3 separate regions of the Homo sapiens genome follow, and all the other regions are linked to region 2. Evidence: chromatin contacts called from ENCODE Hi-C or POLR2A ChIA-PET data. All regions are on one chromosome and are shown on one strand. The core of a region is the stretch at or near the end of the contact, and the rest is flanking DNA. Distances in the headings are between cores, read along the strand shown.

The links. Hi-C counts contacts between places; a loop is a spot of excess contacts on that map. ChIA-PET counts read pairs that join two places held with the same protein, here RNA polymerase II (POLR2A). Pooled maps may share reads with other maps.
Region 1: a map of heart right ventricle shows a loop between it and region 2 (3-fold over the local background). The contact joins two enhancer-like sites. A Hi-C loop is called at or near these places in 7 of 168 maps with a recorded cell type or tissue (Caco-2, PC-3, dorsolateral prefrontal cortex and 4 more) and 7 of 50 pooled maps. POLR2A ChIA-PET finds 5 or more read pairs at or near these places in 4 of 52 experiments (BJ, HCT116, Panc1 and 1 more).
Region 3: a loop to region 2 is called in a map of astrocyte of the cerebellum, with 5 times the contacts of the local background. The contact joins two enhancer-like sites. A Hi-C loop is called at or near these places in 5 of 168 maps with a recorded cell type or tissue (A673, Caco-2, PC-3 and 2 more) and 6 of 50 pooled maps. POLR2A ChIA-PET finds 5 or more read pairs at or near these places in 8 of 52 experiments (A673, BJ, HepG2 and 5 more).

The regions. Positions count from the first base shown.
Region 1 is chr13:97,357,206-97,361,380 of GRCh38, forward strand. MBNL2 (muscleblind like splicing regulator 2) reads left to right here. Exons shown (of 9, transcript NM_001382683.1): 7 at 277-430. Among named protein-coding and RNA genes, the nearest start is that of RAP2A, 75 kb to the right of the region's middle. RefSeq lists a silencer at 2,515-2,584. Within about 2 kb of position 2,311, at least 6 of the 41 ENCODE cell types and tissues checked have a DNase peak (open chromatin) inside an H3K27ac peak, as active enhancers do; they include dorsolateral prefrontal cortex and endothelial cell of umbilical vein, where a contact is called at or near this core.
Region 2 is chr13:97,304,916-97,309,371 of GRCh38, forward strand. The region is part of intron 2 of MBNL2 (muscleblind like splicing regulator 2); the gene reads left to right. Among named protein-coding and RNA genes, the nearest start is that of MBNL2, 85 kb to the left of the region's middle. RefSeq lists an enhancer at 3,458-3,602 and a cis regulatory region at 3,525-3,536. Within about 2 kb of position 3,181, at least 10 of the 41 ENCODE cell types and tissues checked have a DNase peak (open chromatin) inside an H3K27ac peak, as active enhancers do; they include dorsolateral prefrontal cortex and endothelial cell of umbilical vein, where a contact is called at or near this core.
Region 3 is chr13:97,272,211-97,276,795 of GRCh38, forward strand. It overlaps MBNL2 (muscleblind like splicing regulator 2), which reads left to right. Exons shown (of 9, transcript NM_001382683.1): 2 at 3,422-4,199. The coding sequence starts at 4,026. All of the region lies in intron 3 of LOC101927385 (a long non-coding RNA gene), which reads right to left. Among named protein-coding and RNA genes, the nearest start is that of MBNL2, 52 kb to the left of the region's middle. Within about 2 kb of position 2,666, at least 11 of the 41 ENCODE cell types and tissues checked have a DNase peak (open chromatin) inside an H3K27ac peak, as active enhancers do.

The sequences.
Region 1 (4,175 bases), core at 1,061-3,560, 51 kb after region 2:
TTAAAAGCTGAAGCCATTTTTTTTGTTGTTGTTGCTTGATAGTTTTTCTTTTCCTTAGTTGAGATGCTACCGTTTTGGGTTACAGAAATCATGCTTTCGCTCTCAATAACAAATTCTCACTCATTCGACATTGCCGCTGTTTAAATTAAGGTGCATGGCAGAGGCATCTCCTTAGCTGTCATTTTTAAAAAGAATGTTGCAATTGATGATCTCTGTGAACATGGAAGGTGTGTTTGCTTTAAGTTAGACATATCTTATCGAATTCTTCATTTCTAGGCCTTTCCCCCTGGTGCTCTTCATCCTTTACCAAAGAGACAAGCACTTGAAAAAAGCAATGGTACCAGCGCGGTCTTTAACCCCAGCGTCTTGCACTACCAGCAGGCTCTCACCAGCGCACAGTTGCAGCAACACGCCGCGTTCATTCCAACAGGTATGTGCCCTTACTGCCCTACGTCCTGTGCCCTTCTGGTCATGTGCTTTCTTCTCATTTCTCTAAGCTGTTTGGTGGCATCTAGTTTGCTTTTGAAGGTATAATACAGTTTGAAATTCATCGTTGTCCTAGCTATCTAAATGTATTTACCTTACTTTGAATGATAGCTAAAGACTGTTAGGATTCTAAAGCCAAATATTTGATAGATTGAAGAGACAGATTTAACCCATGAGAAACAGCAGTTAGGGCTTTTGGTTTCTTGTATTTGCACAAGCCCTGTAAAATTGTTTATGTAAATAAGACCTTTTATGTGTGACAATTGAAATTTGTCCTTAACTCTGAATGACCTAAAAATAGCAATTCCAGTAAATACTAACCATTTTTTTCTATTTCTATTCAGAGCACTAAAACAATGAGGCTATTCAAATTAAAGCAATTCTCTACTCATATTTTTATATTCATTCTATCTCTTTCTCCATCCTTCTCAACTTTCACCAAGTTCACAAGTATATAGAGCTCTTATCCTCAGTGTCTAAGCCAATGCCTGATACTATTACGTACGATGTGCATTAACTATGATTCCACTAAAAGATCCATTGTAATAGTCATAGAATCTTAGAGTTTAAAGGACTCTTAGTGATCTCCTCATCCAGCTGATTGTTTTACAGATGAGAAAACTGAGGCCCCCTAAATGAGAAGTGACTTTCCAAGGTGCCACAACTAATGAGAAAAAGAACTGAGTTTCCCTGTGACCAAACCCATTTACATCACATTCTACCACCTGGGCCCGCCTATATATACACATTCCACAGAGTTCTCCTGAAAAAAGAAAAAAGCAGATAAAAGTGAATTTTTAAATAACTGACCCCAAAAAGTCAGATAAAAGTAAAAAAACAAAAGTATAAATCATGTCATCCCTCCCCCATTTGCACCGACATCTCTAACCACAGACACACACACGCACACCATACGCAAAGATAGTCACCATAATTGACCATGTTTTTCACCTTTTAGTCAATGTTAGAAGCAAGGGGTAACTTAAGTCCTGGTGGGAAGACCATCCATTGAGTTCTTTGAAAGTCAACATTTTTCAGCCCACGATAGTGAAATGAAAGTAAATATAAATGAATAACAATTCTAACAAAAAGAGTTTTTTGATTCAAATCCATTAGTTTGAACTTTTCGAGCTTATTATCCATTTCCTTAAATCCCATAGCTTATCAGAGTTAACATCAGAGGGAGGTAAAATATTTCTGTGATATTCTTTGTATAAAATCTACACTTTGAAATGGATTAGTAACCTGTGAACAATACATATTTTAGTTAACATATAAATTATGTGAGCAAAGTGGTTTTCAGTGTTTTTTTCTTATTTTAGTTTTGAACCTGTCTTAAACTCACAGACTTGTAGAAGAAATCTCTAATTCAGTATTTATTAGGAGTTCACTTTTGCCCTATTACAGCCTTAATTAGTGACATCCCAGTGCTGTTACAGCATAGCAGTGTCTTAATATGTAATCTAATTGAAATAACACATTTGTAAAATAATTACTAGAAGGTAAACTTACGTTAATGTCCTGTGTGGTTTCTACAAAGTGTGTCATTGTAGACCTCTTGGCCACTAGATATTTTAAGATAAAAAAAAAAAAATTAAGGAAGAATATACTGAGGGGAAAAACGTAAAAGGAGAAGCCTGTTTCTGAAGAATGGATGTTACTGCCATTACCATGTCCTGGGAATACCTATGAAGCTCTGGTGCTAAGCCTGCCAAAAGAATCTGAAGCCCTCCAGCACATGTTTAACTCTCAAACCCAACAATGACTGATTTGTTAAATCACTGAAAGAATCATCACTTTAAAATGTTTCACCTTTTAAACATTTTAAAGCAAGGATAAACATTTCCAAAGCAAGGATAAACAACATCCCTTACGCAACGACCTGATTTTTGTTGATGAAATGTATCTCATGAAGGACCCATACGGCTACATTGGCTGCTGTGGTTGTGTACTTCCGCCCTCTGGTGGATTCTTTAAGAACAGCTTAAGTGTGTCTGGCAACCCTCAATACAGTGGGCTTTGGAAGCCAAAAAGTGGGTCCTAGCGCACCAATACAGTGACTAGAAGGGTTTCCATTTCTTACATGACATGAATATCAGAGTGAACAAGCATGTGGATCTAGTGTTCTGAAATGGTATTTCAACTGCTAAGAATTTTCACATTTCTCTTAAATGAGGAAAGAGAAAATAATTTTATTAAAAGGAAATTAAAATAATCTTTCTCCCGCTTAAACCCATACCAGGAATTTTATTGTTCATTTTAGCTTAAGTTTTTGCTTCTGATTTTCTTTCTTATAAACCCATTTTCAACTTTATTTCTAAAATGATAATGGTAATAATCAATCATTGTTCATCATTGTTGGTTTGAAACCTCTGCAAATCAAGTGAAGATGTTCAAAAATAATTATTATAACTTGGTACATAGAGGACCCATTACTTTTAAATGAACAGATTTTGATTTTTCTATAAATGTTTTACGTAAACATAAATATGAAACAAAAATAGCATTTTTGTTTTAACCATTCATAGTTAAAGCTTTTGATATGATACTAAAATTCTCCCATTGACACAATGTGAATTTGGATTTTAGGAATTCTGCCTCCAGGTTGCAAAGATATTAATATAAAATTTTATGCAAAATATGAGAGTCTTCTCCCAAACTATGCTAAGATAATTATTGCCCTGCTTGATGGCCTAGCACATTTGCCATGGGTGGGAGTTTTCTTTTTTTTTCTTTTTTCATTGGGATTATTTTAACCAAGTAGTTAGACTTTTTCTTTTCTATGTTAGGAAAGTGGCAAAACCACACACACTTACAAAAATAGCAGCATAATAATTCTTGGCATTTCTCTGACAGGTTTATTCTAAGTTACTGTAAGTGTTCTTATAGACATTATCTCATTATTCTTCAAGATGTTGCAGTTCTGTTAGTGGCAGGCACGGTTATTTGCATTTTGCAGATGGAAAAACTGAGGCTGTGTCTACACCGCAAAGTGGAACTACCCAGATAATTCTGGCTCACAGATACGACAGCTGAAATATTTGTGCAACTGAAGCAGAAAACATTTGAGAAGTCTTTGTTCATAGAATTGGTGCCTAGTGAAGTGCTTCAGCTGATCAGAACAAAGGCAACCCACAGAAGCCTTCCTTGATTTATTTCATTATACTGGAAGTACAGAATAAGTAGAACAGGGGACAGTGCCCAGATACAGCCTAATTATGAGAAACGTGTAAATGTTACATCAGATTATCACATGACTTGGTGAAAGATTGATCAGTGTTTAGTGGCATCTGTATCTGCATAAGCACAACAAAATTTATTCCATTCAATTCATTAAAACATACCTTGAACCCGTGGTATGTTCTGGGTTCCAGAGCCAGTAATGAGAATACAAAAGAGTTCATAAAGAGGTGAAAACCAAATATTATACAGAGGATGAAGGAGTACCTGAGGGTCTGGGCAAAGCTATTCGAGAGTGAAGGAGAGGAGACAATGAATTCTGCCTTCAGCATGTGCACCAGGTGGTGGTTACGAAGGATATGGAGAAACAAGACTTTCTGAAGTAGGAGAAATTTGCCTAGGAGTTTGAAGAGAAGCAAGATTTTATCAGTGGGGGAAAAGCATCCCAGTTGGGACATGGGAAGAGTGTACTTGAAGAATAGAAAATTGTCCATTGTAGCTATAACATG
Region 2 (4,456 bases), core at 1,931-4,430:
GAAGCTCTGTTTAACCTTTATACCTTAAGATCTGATTTTTATATTGACCTTCTACATGAGGCTTCATTGGAAATCTGCTGCTTAAAAAAAATAAAGGTTGAAAATCAGTCTTCTGTGTTCTGTTGGGCTTTCTGCCCATATTCTTCCTTCTTTTAATTACCAGCCCACCCTGGATCAAGTAAGTGCTAATTACCACCTTCACAGATATTGTAAAAAGGTAAAATTCCAGTTAGCATCTTGACTTGACTTCTTATCAGGAGTTCTGGTTAAATTCTTAGGTTTAGTTGAAAAACAATGGCTAACATATATTTTTAGATGAATTACTCTTATTTTCAAATTTTCTTTCTACTACCCCTATGCATAATTAAGAAATTGCTATAACAGGAGAATTTCTATTTACAATCTACTACTTGGAAATAATAGTGAAATCTAAGAGGTACACATGTATCAGATGATATGAGCAAATCAGAAAACATATCTATCCCCAATACTCAGCCAATATTAGATTGATGTAATTTTAGATTAACTGTTTAAAAGCCTAAATCATGACTTCAAAATCCCAAATCAGCTGGGTATGGTGATTCATGCTGGTAATCACAGCACTTTGGGAGGCTAAGGCAGGCTGATCACTTGAGCCCAGGAGTTTGAGACCAGCCTGGGCAACATGGTGAAACTCCACCTGTACAAAAAATACAAAAAATTAGCTGGATGTGGTGGCACGCACTTGTAGTTCCAGTGACTCGGGAAGCTGAGGTAGGAGGATCCATTACTTGAGCTTGGGAGGTTGAGGCTGCAGTAAGCCGTGCGCACACCACTGCACTCCAGCCTGGGCAACAGAGGGAGACCCCGTCTCAAAACAAACAAACAAACAAACCAAAAATCCCAGGATTTTTATATTTTTTGTCAGAGTCTCATGATGAGTTTCTTCATGAAAAGTTCAAGATATTTGACAGAGAGCTACCCAAGCAATAATTATTTCTAAGAGGAGCGGAACAGGGAGGAAGGGGAAGAGAAGGGATAAAAAAGGGAACAGAACAAATGTGTTAATTCCAACAGATTCCGGTGGGCCTTTCTCTGCCCTGAGCCCGGAGGTGTCCTGGCATTTTTTGTGCCCTCACTGAGCAGCTTCCACTGCTAGTCTGCACATGTTCCCTTTCTCTCTTCACACAGGGGAAAGGTGGAGAAATGAAAACATTTTCTATGACATTAAAAATCACTTCCTCTCCTCTTTCCCCAGTGTCCCTAACCAGAAGAACCTAACTTAATAGGAGATTTCAGATGACAGAATTGTCCAGTCTTCCTCACCACCACCTCTTAACCCTTGCTCACTGCAGGGCAACCTGGTTGTTGCTCTCAATACTCCACCAACTGCCCTGGATGAAACCACCATTAACTGTTTAATTGCCACATTCATTGATCATTTTTGCAGCCCTTCATTTTATTTGACCTCTCAGCAGTATTTGACACGGTTGAGCACTCTCACTTTTTCTCACTTTCTTCAAACCTTCCCATCTTCTTTCCTCTTCTTCAAGGCACATATTTCTAGAGCCTTCCATTACCCTCTGAGAGCAAACTCATGGTGGTCACTCCTTGCCAGGACTGTGACATAAATGACACCTCTTACATTATATTGCAATGATTTGTAGACATGATGGAGAGGCTGGGACTGGACCACCAGTGTGACTGCCTGGGACATAAATGGGAAACTTACCCCTTGGTGGTCCTCATTTCACTTTCTCCATCTAAGCAAGGAACAAAGAAGCAAATACTTCCAGAAAAACTTGAAGGGCTTCCCAGCACCAGAAAGAGATGAGGAGAATAGGTGTCCTACTTATGAGCTCATTTTTCATGTGGAGGAAACCTGCATGGGAAGTAGACAGCCTTTGGACATTGGTCTCCTGGGGCTCAGTAGAGTCTGGTGTTGTTGCCAGGCAACAAGAACAAGGCTCAAGGACTATAAGTTCTTGTCTAGTTGGGAAGAAAATTTGGATGGATTCTCAAAAGGATTTCAGGAATGTGTGGAGGCTCTGCCTTGGTTGGATCACTCAGTGTTCATGAAGTCTCCTGCATGCCCAGCCCTGTAGACTTTTGATTTTTATCAATATAGCATCTTATTCCTTATTGTTCAAGGCATGTTCCTGTTATCTCCCTGGTTAAATTGAAAACTTTTCTGAAGGAGAGAAAGAAAGTCTAAATCTCGTGGGTTCCATCTCCCAGCATCCAACATAAATAAAAACGTCTTCAATAAAACCATGTTGATTGATTGGTTGATGATTGATTATTTGACCTGCCATCCTAGTTGGTTGTCAGAAATCCTCTCCTTATTTTTCTTGGTGGACACAAGTTTAGTGATACTTGTAGAGGCCAACTTTGCCTTTCAACTTTGAACTTCCATTGATTTTTCCACTGTGTGTGCCAAAGCCTTAAATTGGTTCCAGTTGCTTAAAAGAGATGTATATTTTTCTTCTACACATTTTATGGAAAAAAAAAAACCTGGAGCGTATTTTCCCTAGACTCCACCAAAACCAGATAGTTTTTCCAGAAATGTATGAATGAACAACAAAGTGGTTACTTTGGAAGCCGACATACCGTTATATTGGATTTCAGAAAAGTCAAGTAATCCCATATTTCATGTGATTCCAGGTAAAAGAAAAAATATTTAGTCCACAACAGGAAGGGAAAAATAAATTCAAAAGCTCCCTTGTGCAGATTTGTGATATAAACACTGAAAAATTTAATGTAGCAGCAGTATGACAAATTATATTAGTAAATATGAATTGCTTTTTAGACAAAAGGATATTCATGACATTTTTGCTGTTTAAAGATAAAATGATCTCTTTCTTCTTCATTGAATCATAAAATCTTGGACCTGGAAAAGACTTTAGAGAATTAAATTATTTTCCACCCAAGTGCCAAGATAGTGACTCCTCGAGGGCACGGATCGTATTTTCTGCTCCCTCTTCAAAATGTCCACAGTGCTGAGTCAAACGCTGTGCACTCAGTTCCCTTAAATAACAGTCAATGATGAGAATGCTGTTCACAGATACAGGGGATAAAAACAAAAATCTTATCCTCACTTTCTGGAATTGTGTTTCTCTTTGATAACAACCCATTTTGAGCCATAGAGCTATTATAATAAAAGGGATTACATCTTTGGGATTTTCCTTGTATCACTCATTAAAATGTCATGCAAAGAACCACACTGGTCCTTTTGTTGCTGGACGAACACTGGCTGGCTGCCACATGCCTGCAGGCCCCAGTTCACAGAGGCCCCACACATTGACCTGCTCATTCAAAACTGTTGCGAGGGCTTTACCTTTATATCACCACAGTACAGTGACTTACAATGATTCCAGATCAATACTCCTCTCAGAGTTTGTCTAGGAAGTCCTACCAGCTGTCATGTAAGGGTAATTAACACATCTCTCTCAATTATGCATGCTGGTGGAAGAATTTCAAACATTTGGCTGGATAACAAATCCATCCCCTCTGTTAGAGAAAGGTCATCCCTCTGGCCATCTGGGTATTTACTTTTCTTTAGAAATGAGCTTCATGGAATTTTCTGTTGGAAGGGGAAAATGATGAGGACAAAGGGAATTTCCTAGTAAAAATGATGATGGCCCATTTAACACTGCTCATACCCACACACCAACAATCTTAAATCTTACACCTAATGCTTATTTTATTTATTCCACTATCTACTAACCTACATCATGTGTGGCCTGCCCACTATTATGACAAGAGCTGCTTTAGAGGCCCCTGAAGTTTTATGATGATCGATCTGTATAACAGAATATTTCTTTTTCCTCTGATTTGTTCACAAAAGATACAAGCCTTCACTTTGGGGGAGTTGAGAAAGAAAAGGCACTGAGAGGCATGCAAGGATGAGTAAGTTCCTGCTCTTAAGGAAGGTACAGTCTAGCATCAGGGAACACACAAGTGACTGTGACTATGACAATGGTCATAACCCTTCATTTCTAGCAAGATAAGCAAAAGAAGCCCTGGGAAGGAGGAGACGTTTCTGAGCGGGACTGAGGAGTCATCATGGAGAAAGGGCATCAGAGATGGGCCTGTGGGGGTGAAGTAAGAGGGCAGTCTGTGCAGAAAGAGCCCATGAGCATAGGCGCAGAGGCAGAAAAGTGTGGGTGTGTTTGGAATCTGAGAGTAGCATGGTTGGACTGCAGCATAAAAAACCATGGGGTATGTAGGGAGATAAATAACAACAACACATAGGAACAGGGCTGTGGGGAGCTTGCACGCCCAAGTGAGGAATTTGGACTTTATTTGGTAAGTGGGGACAATGGAAGACTTTGAGCACGGAAATGAAAAATGTCAAAATGACCTTTGCATTCAAGGGCAGTTGCATCACATCTCCCCCAAAATTCATACCTTGAAGTTCAAACCACTGTTGTTGACTGTAACTTACTTGGAGACAGGCCCTTTACAGGGGTGGTCA
Region 3 (4,585 bases), core at 1,416-3,915, 33 kb before region 2:
GTAAATGTCTTCTTTTGAGAAGTGTCTGTTCATATCCATTGCCCTTTTCATATCCTTTGTATGTTCATATCAGTTTTTGATGGGATTGTTTGTTTTTTTCTTGTAAATTTGTTTAAGTTCCTTGTAAATTCTGGATATTAGACCTTTGTCAAATGGGTGGGTTGCAAAAATTTTCTCCCATTCTGTAGGTTGCCCGTTCACTCTAATGATAGTTTCTTTCGCTGTGCAGAAGCTCTTTAGTTTAATTAGATCCCATTTATCAATTTTGGCTTTTGTTGCAATTGCTTTTGGTCATGAAGTCTTTCTGCATGCCTATGTCCTGAATGGTATTGCCTAGGTTTTCTTCTAGGGTTTTTTATGGTTTGGGTTTTAAATTTAAGTCTTTAATCCATCTTGAGTTAATTTTTGTATAAGGTGTAAGGCAGGCCATCCCTGCTTTTAAAAGCAAGTTTATCTTAAAGACAAATAGGGTGTGATCTCACTTAGAGGTTCTAAGTGTTCTCACAACTAAAAAATGCTAAGTATGCATATGTTAATTAGCTCAATTTAGCTATTCTACAATGCATACGTATTTCAAAATATCATTTGTATATAATAATCCTATACAGTTTTTGTCAATTCAAATAAATACTTAATTTTAAGCAAGTGTATCTTGGTAGAGTCTGATCATCTGAATTCTGGTGGGATTTTCATAGTAAGTTGAAATGGAAATTCTCCCAGGGGGAAAAAATATATATTTCTTCCAGGGGGAATGAAAAAGGCTTCTTACCTATAAGTATGAATAAAAATGTACAGCATTCACTGAACTGCATTGGAAGCATAGCTCCTGGAGAACTTTTAGGAACATCTGAGTAATTATTCTTGCCATCTATGCAACAGTACCTATGTTTACCTCTTTCTTTTCCTCCATGGGAGCCCTTGGGAGAGACTCTGCTGCCTTTGAGGTTGAGCATCTACCTTGGGTCCTGGTACTGAGGACTTGGGGACTCTACGTAATATTTTTCAAACACTAAGTGTGTTCAGCCCATCATTTGAAATATCCTTGTCATTGGTGCCTCATCTCCCTTGATGCAGGCAGAAATATGTCCTTGTCCTTTGCTTTCCTCATCCTTTGTTCTCCATGGGAGCTAGAGGTGCAGGTTGAGGTAATAAAGATACAAGTCCAGGCTGGTCTATGAAACCCAACCCATATTAAATTTGGTTATTAAACTCATCTTCTTAAGCTCCCTAGCTTAGGCTAGCTGATATTAGCTTCTGTGAATGCAGCGTTGCCAAACAGACATGCAGGAGCCTGCCTGGACCCCTCAAATATTTTATAATTGAAGTTTGCTATGTGTCATAGCTTTCAAGATTGCCAACTTCCTTAAATGTGCATGCAATTATAACTCATGCAAACACTTTTATTAAAATGTAAAAGAATTATTGGGATGAAGTAGCAATTCCCACCAGTCCCAAGAGATGTCCTGCTTAAATAAATGTTCCATCATCAGATAAGCTTGAGACACCATTGAGGCTTCTCCCTTATAAGGGACCCATCAGACACAGCAGCCAAGAAAAGCCCTATTGCAGGCCGGACGCGGTGGCTCACGTCTGTTGTCTCAACATTTTGGGAGGCCAAGATGGGTGGATCACCTGAGGTGAGGAGTTTGAAAACAGCCTGGCCAAGATGGTGAAACCCCACCTCTACTAAAAATACAAAAATTATCTGGGCATGGTGGTGGGCACCAGTAATCCCAGCTACTCGGGAAGCTGAGGCAGGAGAATCACTTGAACTCAGGAGGCAGAGGTTGCAGTGACCCAAGATCACACCACTGCACTCCAGCCTGGGCAACAAGAGTGAAACTCCGTCTCAAAAAAAAGAAAAAAAATTAAAAAACTTAAAAAGCCCTAATGCAAGGAAGCTCGTCTGGCTTGATTTACCCAGAGTTAAATAAACTTAATTGATTTGGGGTCATACTTTTTAAGGGAACACTTGTGAACCACTTAAAAATTATTGGGCCGGGCACGGTGGCTCACGCCTGTAATCCCAGCACTTTGGAAGGTTGAGGTGGGCAGATCACCTGAGGTCAAGAGTTCGAAACCAGCCTGGTCAACATGGTGAAACCATGAAACCCTGTCTCTACTAAAAATACAAAAATTAGCCAGGCGTGGTGTCAGACACCTGTAGTCTCAGCTACTCAGGAGGCTGAGGCACAAGAACTGCTTGAACCCAGGAGGCAGAGGTTGCAGTGAGCCGAGTTCATGCTACTGCACTCTAGCCTGGGTGACAGGGTCCAGTGTGGGTGACAGAGAAAGACTCCATTTCAAAAAAAAAAAAATTATTGCTCTCTGAACTTATTTGTTACCTGCCAATTTAAAATAATCTACTTCCAGTCTTCATTAAGTTCTTCTTAGGTATAAATTTTTTAGAAAGACATCAAGGCTCAGCAGGTATGTAAGGTCATTTGTGGCATATCCTATTTATGAAAATAATCAACTTCTGGACTTTAGTCCTTTATTCATGCTTGTCCCAGTAACTGGAATTTAATGTTTAATGATTTCATAACCCTTGAAAAAGTTAAAAGAAACTGAAGGTGCTTATTTTAGACATCTGAACTTACTGACTATATTTTTGTTGTAGCCATGTGTTTTAACTCCAGCATTCCATACTACAGAGCGTTTTTAGATTATGACTCAGTTAAAAACTAAACTGAACTCAACTAAAACTAATTTACATTCCTGCACTTAGTCATCAGTTAAATTGGTCAATAAATATTTCTTGAGGGTCTAATATACGCCGTAGACTAAGGCACTGGGAATACAGAAATGAAAACTACAAAGAATAGTCTTTGCCCTGTGAATGTTGCAGTGTAAATAGGAAGATAAACATTAGGTAAGTCATGGTGGAGAGGAAGTATTAAGATACCTGAGAAAAAATATCAAGAGGATCCTACCTACCCATCTCCAAGTCCACATCTCTGTAAACTAGGAAGAACATAAAGAAGAAAGAGCCCACACTTCATTCAAAATGACAATATCTTTATTACATAGGAGGGACACATCCCAAATAATTGTTTATAGCATTCCCAACAATAAAATCAATGGCCTAAATGTGAAATTAATTGGAAGCCACAGTCCTAATACACTGTTTTGGCGATTAAGCACATTAGATGGGATTGTTTCAGAAGGCCTAATTATTGTGTCTGCCACACTCATCTGTTTGAGTCATTCCTAACTTTTGGACTGCTGCCTAGACAATTCTGCAATACGGTTTCCGTTGCATATTCTTTTTTTTATTTAATGCATAACTTTTCTCACTATACTCAAAGCTCAAAGCTCTAAACTGTGCTTTTGCAAATTCTAGATAAGAGTTCAATAGTTCGTTGAAGTGGTGATTCCATTGAGTTTGTGTAAAGGTTAATATTTCATTTCTGTTTTGCAGGTTTATCATTTAAAAGTGCCTGTGTGAAGTCACTTTTGCTGGAAAACTGCAGCTTGGGAGCTTTCTTTGTATTCACATCCCACTCTTCTGTCAAGTACACTTTACCCTGACCTTATGAGTGGATGAAGATACCTCAGTTGTCTGACTTTGCCAATTGCTTAATTTCAGAATTTAAAAAGGGGAAAGAAAAACATCCTGCTAAAATATGAACATCTGAGTGTCTTATTTTCCAACATCGTCAATAGCTGTGAGCGTCAGCATTAAATATTCTCCCAAGGAGTGCCATGATATTGAAGTCACTTTATTAATAACAGCTGTATCTGCAAAACAGTCAAGAGACTCGGACGTTGAAAGCCAGAGATGACACTGAGCATGCTTTTATTGCGGCCTACCATCTTTAAGTGGGACATATTGATTGATGAGTGATTGCCTGTCCATACACTCTCTCATCATCCTGTTCCTTGGATTGGACTTCACTAAGCAATTTATCACTCACCTTCAGACTTACATGTGGGAGTTTTCACAACAGTAGTTTTGGAATCATTAGAACTTGGATTGATTTCATCATTTAACAGAAACAAACAGCCCAAATTACTTTATCACCATGGCTTTGAACGTTGCCCCAGTCAGAGATACAAAATGGCTGACATTAGAAGTCTGCAGACAGTTTCAAAGAGGAACATGCTCACGCTCTGATGAAGAATGCAAATTTGCTCATCCCCCCAAAAGTTGTCAGGTTGAAAATGGAAGAGTAATTGCCTGCTTTGATTCCCTAAAGGTAAGAGAATGCGTTTTATGTGTCATTTCAATACCACATTGGAATTGCAAACAGAAGGCTTTTCATTGCATTTTTACAGAAGTTTAAAAATTGCTTTTAGATTCTATTTTCTTGTTTGTGGTGACTGTTGGGAGATTTTTCACTCAAATTTTTTCATATCAGGCATATATAAATTTTTTACATACCCATGTTTAAATTAAAAATACATGATGATGTATTTCTGGTCTGGCATGACATTCATGTACCCAAGAGTTTTAAATCAAAGTCTGGCTTGTGACAACTGAAGATAAATATTTTATCAACATTTGATCTTCTGGAGGTTATATAAAGGTGAAGAAATTGAATGTGTCACTTTTAAGTGCCAGTTATTCTGGCTTAGCTCTTGA